2 separate regions of the Homo sapiens genome follow, and region 1 is linked to region 2. The links are chromatin contacts, found by Hi-C in ENCODE. All regions are on one chromosome and are shown on one strand. The core of a region is the stretch at or near the end of the contact, and the rest is flanking DNA. Distances in the headings are between cores, read along the strand shown. Region 1 overlaps CALCRL-AS1 (CALCRL and TFPI antisense RNA 1). Region 2 has its middle 38 kb from the start of ZSWIM2.

The links. A loop is a pair of places that touch in the nucleus more often than their neighbours do. Pooled maps may share reads with other maps.
Region 1: a loop to region 2 is called in a map of heart right ventricle, with 2.4 times the contacts of the local background. The contact joins two enhancer-like sites. A Hi-C loop is called at or near these places in 3 of 168 maps with a recorded cell type or tissue (Right ventricle myocardium inferior, endothelial cell of umbilical vein and heart right ventricle) and 3 of 50 pooled maps.

The regions. Positions count from the first base shown.
Region 1 is chr2:187,136,262-187,140,047 of GRCh38, reverse strand. The region is part of intron 1 of CALCRL-AS1 (CALCRL and TFPI antisense RNA 1); the gene reads right to left. Among named protein-coding and RNA genes, the nearest start is that of CALCRL-AS1, 130 kb to the right of the region's middle. Within about 2 kb of position 1,632, at least 3 of the 41 ENCODE cell types and tissues checked have a DNase peak (open chromatin) inside an H3K27ac peak, as active enhancers do; they include heart right ventricle, where a contact is called at or near this core.
Region 2 is chr2:186,885,214-186,889,472 of GRCh38, reverse strand. No RefSeq gene overlaps it. Among named protein-coding and RNA genes, the nearest start is that of ZSWIM2, 38 kb to the right of the region's middle. RefSeq lists a silencer at 365-565. Within about 2 kb of position 2,217, at least 7 of the 41 ENCODE cell types and tissues checked have a DNase peak (open chromatin) inside an H3K27ac peak, as active enhancers do; they include heart right ventricle, where a contact is called at or near this core.

The DNA of each region.
Region 1 (3,786 bases), core at 383-2,882, 250 kb before region 2:
TCTCCCTAACTTCTCTGGAACTATTATAAATATCATCATTATCTTAATAGCATGTTTAATCTATGTTTAAATTCTCTCTCCAGTTGTTCAACTCCTTCTAGTAGGTTGAATAATAGCCACTCAAGTATATCAAATCCTAATTTCTGCAACCTGTAAATGTTACTTTATTTAGAAAAAGGGTCTTTGCACAGTAATTAAATAAGGATCTTTGGGTGGGGAGATTATCCAGGTGAGCCTTAAATGCAATCACATGTGTGGCCACAAGCCAAAGACTGCTGGCAGCCACCAGAAGCTGGAAGAGACAAGAAATGAACTCTCCCCTAGAGCCTCCCAAGAGAGAATAGCCCTGCCATAACCTTGATCTCAGACTTCTGGCATCAAAAACTGTGAGAAAATAAATTTCTGTTGTTTTAAGCCACTCAGTTGGTGATAATTTGTTACACCAGCCACAGGAAATGAATACACTCCCCTATGAGGGAAGGAACTTTTTATCATTTTCATCTTGTAGCCTCACTGCCTGAAACAATTGTTGGTTTAAACAGCAGTTCTAAATCTTGATTGCAATTCAGAATAATCCCAATTTTTAAAAAGTTACTAACGCCCAGATGAAATCTCCCCACTACAGAAATTCTGACTTAATGGCTCTGAAATAAGACTTGGGCATTGGTATTATTTTTAAATCTTCAATTATTTAGTGTGTAATCAAAGTTGAGAACCACAGGCATCAAGAGGGACTGAATGAAACGGGAGTTAGTAAGGTCTAGTAGCTAAGAGCACTGACTGGAATCAGACTGCCAGGAGCCCAGTCCAGCTCCACCATGAACTAGCTGTGTGAGCTGGACCACGTTGCATACTTCTCAGTTTCTCCATCTTTTAAAATATGAGATGATCAAATTATCTTTATTATAGGGTTATTTTGAGGCTTAAATGGGATAATTCAGATGTTTACAAATATAGTGTCTCCCCCATTGTAAACGTTCTATAAATGTTAGATCTCAATGTTGGGAAAAAAATTTAATTTCACATTTCTTTAATCAATCATTTTAAACTTAGGTTAGTTAGAAAGACTAAGGATTTTAATCAAAAAAAGTCTTTAAAGTTTATATAAACAATTCTTATTAATAAATTTTGTTTCAGTTATTTAAATTTGCTGAGCCTCTGAAGTTGTTAGACAAAAGTTCATAACCAGTAATCCAGAGACTTTGACAAGCAAATTCTTTAAAATCTTACAATTGGATCCCTTCTATTGACTTATGCAACATGTTCTCTTTTAATGTAATTGCATTAGAATTCTCTTGTTTAAGTTAAAATTCGTAATGCTTTGGATAGTAGAGTATGGAGCAACATTTTGTATATAGTAGAGAAATGGCAATCTTTCCAAAGAAGTTTTTTCCTTTTTTTTTTTTTTTTTTTTTTTTTTGCTTTCCCAAATCCCCATCTGTTTTGCTGATGTGCCAATATCTGGGGTCTGTTTTTCATAATATCATTTTGTTTGTGAGGTTGTCTGTTCCTGAGAGTTCAGAAGCTGGCTGACAATAAAAAAAGTGACCCTGATGAGGCCAGAAAATATCTTGAAAAATAAAGCTAAAGCCAAGAAAGACACTGCACCCTGCTGGCCAGTGGCACAGAGAGCCTCAGCAGAAGAGGAAGGACAGCAGCTTTGGACATTCCTCTAGAGTCCCTCCTTGGTGGCTGGAGACACTTCCAAAAGTAGCGACTGAATATGAGAATTGCATCAAAACTGCTCATGTCCCCTCCTGCACCCATGAGTGGTTTAAACAAAACAACTCTTTGTGGAAAAAACTGTTTAATTTCACAAAGAGAGATAAGAGAAATGGCAAATAACATATACTTAAAAAAAAAAATCTCTGAAACATCAAAAAAAGGCAACTAGGAAGAGGGACAGAAAAACAGAGTTTAAATACTTTTTAAAACTATTTAATAGTTTTGTGTCCATATTTAACTAAAAGAAGACAGTTTGAGAACTGCCTAGAGATGTTTACGTTTTCCTCTCCGATAATTTTGCACAACTGATAATTTTATCTAATATACTCAACACTAGGAGAATGAGTAAGTCAGAAAGGACGATTTTCTTCCCTTCTATCTTTAAAAGGGGCAAAAAATTCTTAAAGAATTTTCTAGGCAATTTATCTTTGCTGCAATTTTACGTGCAATTTTCTAGTGTTGTATGTGGGTGAACATTATTAGTCTATGTTGTAGATGCTATGAACATAAGCATACAATCTTTTAAGTTTTACCTACATGTGAAAATTGCCCATGAAAAGAAGTTATTATAACCACAGTAAGAATATTTATTCTTTAGAATTCCCACTTGCTATAACAATAACATAAAACCTTTAATCTTATATCATTTTCTATTTTTATTCTGGGAGAAAGCATGGATGCTATGAATTTACACTGGCATTATATCAAGGGTTATCCTTGATTTAAAGATTATTTTCATTCTGATGGAAAATAAGAAGTCTTTTTTTCTTGGATAATATGATAGTGTGGTGTCCTTATGGGAGGTGATGGATAGAGGTTTGAAAAATGCCTACAAAGCAGCCTATGAAAATTCCTATGATAGAAGATAACTGGGAAGAATTCATGGACTACTGTTTTTTTAAACCTCAATTTTATCAACAAATACTGCAGAAAAAACAGGTGAGTCCAGAGTGCCCAGGAAATGTGCAAACACTCTTTTTAACAGTCCAGCTCAGACTCCATATTGCAGGCTATCAGCTGGACAGCCATTGAGCTGGGCTTTCATTTGTCAAGAGGAAAAAGAAAGAATGTGATCCCACCGTAGCTCTGTTTAATTACTTTCAAATAAAGTAACTTAGAATGCTACAAATATGTAAGAAAGGTGGGGTGGAGTGAAAAAATGTCAAGAGTATTATAAACCTAACTTTGGAAATACCAAATTTCCTAGTTAGTTCTATGTCTATGCAAATTAAAGCATGCATTCAGGAATCAGCTGTACGTTTCTAAAACTTTTTGTAAAATTCCATTTCAGTGGAGATATCATGATGTGCTATATCCCTTTCCCCTCCCTCTGGCTTTAATTCAGGTGATAGACCGGAAAAGGAGAGTTCCAGAATCCCGCCTTTTCCCAGCTAGGCATAGCTTTTTCAGCTTGAGGTATAACAATTGTAGGAAATGGTGAATGATGGAAACATTTTCCTAGAAGGGGAGTTTGAAACCTAGGACAGCCACTCCTATTTGAACTATAACTACTTACAGAGGCATGAATCGGAGGAAGCTTGCCACATGGAGAAAGCCTGAACAGACCAACTTGACAGAAGACTAGATTGTCCCTTCCTGAAAGTGATGGACTAACACACTCCCAGGATGCACCTTCCTCTGACATTTCCTGAGCTTAGCCTCATTATTTAGCTACTCCTAGGTTTCAGTGGAAAGGATTACAACCTACATTTTTTTAAAGAATACATTTAAAAAGCAGCTGCTAATAATACTCTCAAGCAATAAACCATATATGTATACTATTTCCCTCATATGTTAGCATTTCTTACAAGAGGCAAGTTGCAAAGGAAACACCTTAAAGATGGCTTGGCATTTTTAAGCACTCAAAGGAAATTCAACTGCTGAGAGGCTGGAAGAAAACTCATATTACCTGTAGTTTGAAAACAAATCATTCCCATTCCTCATACATAAAATTTACAGTCGGTATTCAGATGAGAGTAAATTATTCAGTAGCTGTCAGGATTTTCATTTCTCAAAAACATAAAATAAATTGCCTTGGTTGTTGTCTTTTAGCTCTTTTTC
Region 2 (4,259 bases), core at 968-3,467:
TTGTGAAATTAAGAACTGTTCTGCCAGAGGCTCCTGGTCGACAATAAATGGCGAAATTCAAGACTCTTTTACTAATGTATGCCCTTAGTAGCTTGTTTTTAAGACAGCAGTACAGAATGTCTCCGTGTGATTAAACTTGAGGAAACCTTAATTCACGGTTAACTTTTACTTAGCTTCCGTTCTCTATCACTTCCCTTTCTTTCATGTTTGTATTCGTATATGAAGAGATCCCAAAAGAAAAATGTGTGTCACAAAAAAAGGATTTATAATCAGAAAATGTGAGATTCATTCTCTGGTTCCAACTCTGTGACTTAGATAAGTTACTTAACCACAATCAGCTTCAATTTCTCATCTGTAAAATGTAAATTGTATATAACTCTCAGAGCTGTGGGAAAAATTGAATGAAACATCTGTAAAGTACCTAGCCTCTAAGATACTCATTGAATGCTAGATTACTACTTCCCTTGTCTTCTCTTATCTTTTTCTTTTCAGTAATAATAATAATAGCAACTACCTTAACTACTTTGTAACTGCTTTTAGAATATGAAGAATATGATCAATTTAAGGGAAACGTAAAAGCACAACTTCAGCTGTTATTCCACTAATTTTCATTCACTTGGAACTCTAATATTAGTCGTGGTTACAGAGGGGCTTTATATATCTCAAAGAGTTGTGAAGATTAAAAGAGAGAACTTTTTCAAAATACTGTCAGCTCTTTGAAGCATCTCTGTGCCTCAAAGTGAATTTAAAGTGGTCAATAAATATTTGTTTAAAGAATGCTTGCTAAAGACTTAATGAACAAATAAAGGTAAATGTGCTTCGTTAATTGTGTTACACACACACACACACACACAAGTATTCATTATGTTCTTAAAAAGTCGAGAGGTAAATTTGTTTGGATTAATCTTCCATTTTATAGTCTTCCCTTGTAGTTTGACTTGAGCCGGTTCATAGAAAATGAAAAGTTACCTTAGATTACATACAAAACCCTGAGTTTCTAATGAGAAGACATTATCACTAATGAAATAAATGTCTATGCACCATTCTGAAAACACAACTGTAGCAATTATTTTTTCCATTCATCAGTGACAAAAATATGTTAGTGGAACATGAATTGAAAGAAGAATATCTAAAGTTTGGTTTTTATAGTTATAAAAATAGAATTCTATTAGATTAAATTATATTGACTACAATAGTTTCATAAATACTATATCATCAATAATCTGTTACATTTTTATTATTCTTATTGTAGTATTCTATTCCTAGTAAGATACTTTGGAAATCAACAGCATCATTGTATATAAAGTTTTTAAATTTAATTATCAAGTATTTTCTTTAAGGGAGGATGGGGGTAGTGAAGGGTGGGAAGAAGAAAGAAGATGAAGAGGAGGAGGTGGAGAAGAAGATAAGGAAAAGGAGGAGGAAAAATAAGAGGAGGAGGAATCAAGCAGACTCAGTAATAACAAAATGTAATGTCTTTGGGTCCAAGAGGGCACAGAATAATGTTCCTGAGGACCATGATAAGTACTCTAACAAATTGTTCCTTGCTCTTGCAACATTAACTTTGCCCTAAGAATCAAGTTCTTCCTTAAGGATGTTGAAACATCTGTTCTATAATTCAAAGACACCCAGGGGTGAGTATAGTTGGGACTATTTCAAAATGTGTTTTTAAACAGAATTATATGAGCTTTTTGCATTTTCTATAATCGATACTCTGATTAATAAAGTATCTGTAAAACTTTAAAATAATATTACAGAAATGTAGACTTCTTTAAACTGACAACTAAACTTAAGTTTCTTCTTTGAAATAAACCATTTGTCATTTGTCACTGTCATTTGTCATTAGACTTCTGAAAGCAAGTGAAACATTTTTCAAACTGTCTGAGAGCTGCTAGCTACATATGTGTAATATCAAGAAAAGGCAAGCCCTATGTTAACATTTAGGGTGAAAAATCAGGTTACGAACAAACCTCAAGGGATTACTTCTAAAGTTTCTCAGGGTGATGCTGAGAGGAGGAACTAATGTACCATTGACCCCGCACCCTCAGACCTAAGAGCTCTAAGTGTAAGCACTCCACCCTCACACAGCTGCATGGCCCAATTTAGGCATATGTTCTTGAGAGGAAAAAGTCAGGAAAAAAAAACAGAGAGATTGCACAATCCCAGAGATTTTGCCAACGTGCTCCCCAGCTTGCCTGAGACACCCTGGATCTGGCTCTCAGACACGCTGAAAGGGCTTTCCTTGATCTCCACAAAGCCAGAAGCAGGGCTGCTCTAGCAGCCAGTTGATTCTCCTGGGTCAGTTAAACCCAAGTTTAATCGCCTCGTAACATCTGGATGCAGCAGAGAAAGACTCTTTGTTGTCATGTCCAGCATCAGCCCAACACAAAACTAACTAGCTAAATCATATTCTGTCTTCCTTTTGATATTTCAGTGTATGATTTTCCTAAATAAAAATAGGCAGAGTTTATTTTGGGGCAGTAGGCTTCTCTTTTCTTTATATTATGGTTTTTTAAGAAAAATTCTCTGTGAAAAAACATTAAATATATTTACCCAATGCTACAATTAGAAAAAATAGAATTTTCCAATGTTAAAAAACTGATAATGTCAACAGAAATTTAGAGTCATAATAGAATTATTTAAAACATCATTATTCCTATGAAGATCAAAATAATCCTTTATTTCATATTATCCTCTGTGGCATAAGATACTCAATAGCTAAAATGTATCTGTTTTTTAAAAAAGTCTGGTTTTTGAGTCCTCTCCTTTAAACCAAGAAAGACATGTAGGTGGGGCAAGGGAGAAAAGAAACCTAAAATAGGAAGAAGAAAAAAAACAAAAGGAAGGAAGGAAGGGAGGGAGGGAGAGGTGAAGGGGGAGAGAGAGACAGTAAAGCAATAATATTTTCTTTCTTTATTGTCTGAAAAGACACAGTAATATTCCTGGGGATGATGACAAGCACTCTCTGATAAAGGTGTGCTGTGCATTAGGACTTTTGTGTTTGGTTCTTTATGACTGACATTCAGAGAAAATAATCAATGTATGACTATTAGAATTTTTCTTGGGTCCTAAAAGCAAAAGTGCAAAACCAGCATAGTGTTTCCAATACAAATGGGCATACATATATCACATATATCCCAAGTAGGGTATGTAACATACCCAAACAAGAAAGCACTCATTAAGACAGAGTTTTTGTACTATTTTTACTTATTAACCCTGGTATTACCTCAAACATGAGTTTTCTCTGTCTTTACTTTGGCAGGGAACCTACAAAATTCTGTTCTAACTGGACAATATCTATTTTAAGTCTCTTCAACAGACTACACTCTTGAATCCAAACTGGAACTGAGTTATGTGTTTGTACAGAAAACAATACTTTCTATGCAACACCATTAACTATTCCCTAGAAGCAGCAACTTTACATTTTACTATTTAATTACTTTATACTAAGGGCACGTGCATTACAACAGGTCCACTATGTCCAATAGTTTATTCACATGACAAGGCCCTTCCTGATCATGGCCATTAGAAGATACAACATATAGAGAGGCACTATCCCTAAGGTACTCAGGAAATGTTAAGTGTCCCAATAAAGAAAAATATTTGTACATCCCCTACAATTGCTCACTGAATAAATAAATTATAGCATGTTCAATCAATGAAACCAGATACAGCTATTAAAAATGAAGACTATGACAAATACAAAAAACATGAAAATGTTTGATATAATGTTAATTTGTTAAAAGAAGGTGACATTCAAAGTTATAAATGTATTTGTGTATCTACATGTTTGTGCTTGAGTATATATGTGTGTGTGTATACATGTGCCTATACACACACATGCAATGGACTGAACTCTTGAAAATATATTGAAAAATATAGATAGAAATGAATTAAAATGTTCACAGTCACTGTGTTAATGCAGAGTTGTATATAGTATTATTTTTGTTTATTTTCTCTTTAGAGGTTTTTGTAATTCATAGTTTTTAATATTTTTAATGGAAAGAATTTAGAAAACATTATGCAAAACTTTTCAGATCTTTTTTTTAAGAAGTCCAATATGGAACATAAAACTCTATTGGTATATATCTCTAGAATATACCCACCTTGACCCAGGTAACACCTTAAAACCAGGCACACACCCCTTCCTCAGTGAAATGAGTTCTTTAGTTTTTAAAAGGCACAAATTTGTATTTATGACAAAACATTAACACAAAATAGATTGTCTTTTCTTTTGAAATAAGATAATATAATTAGGA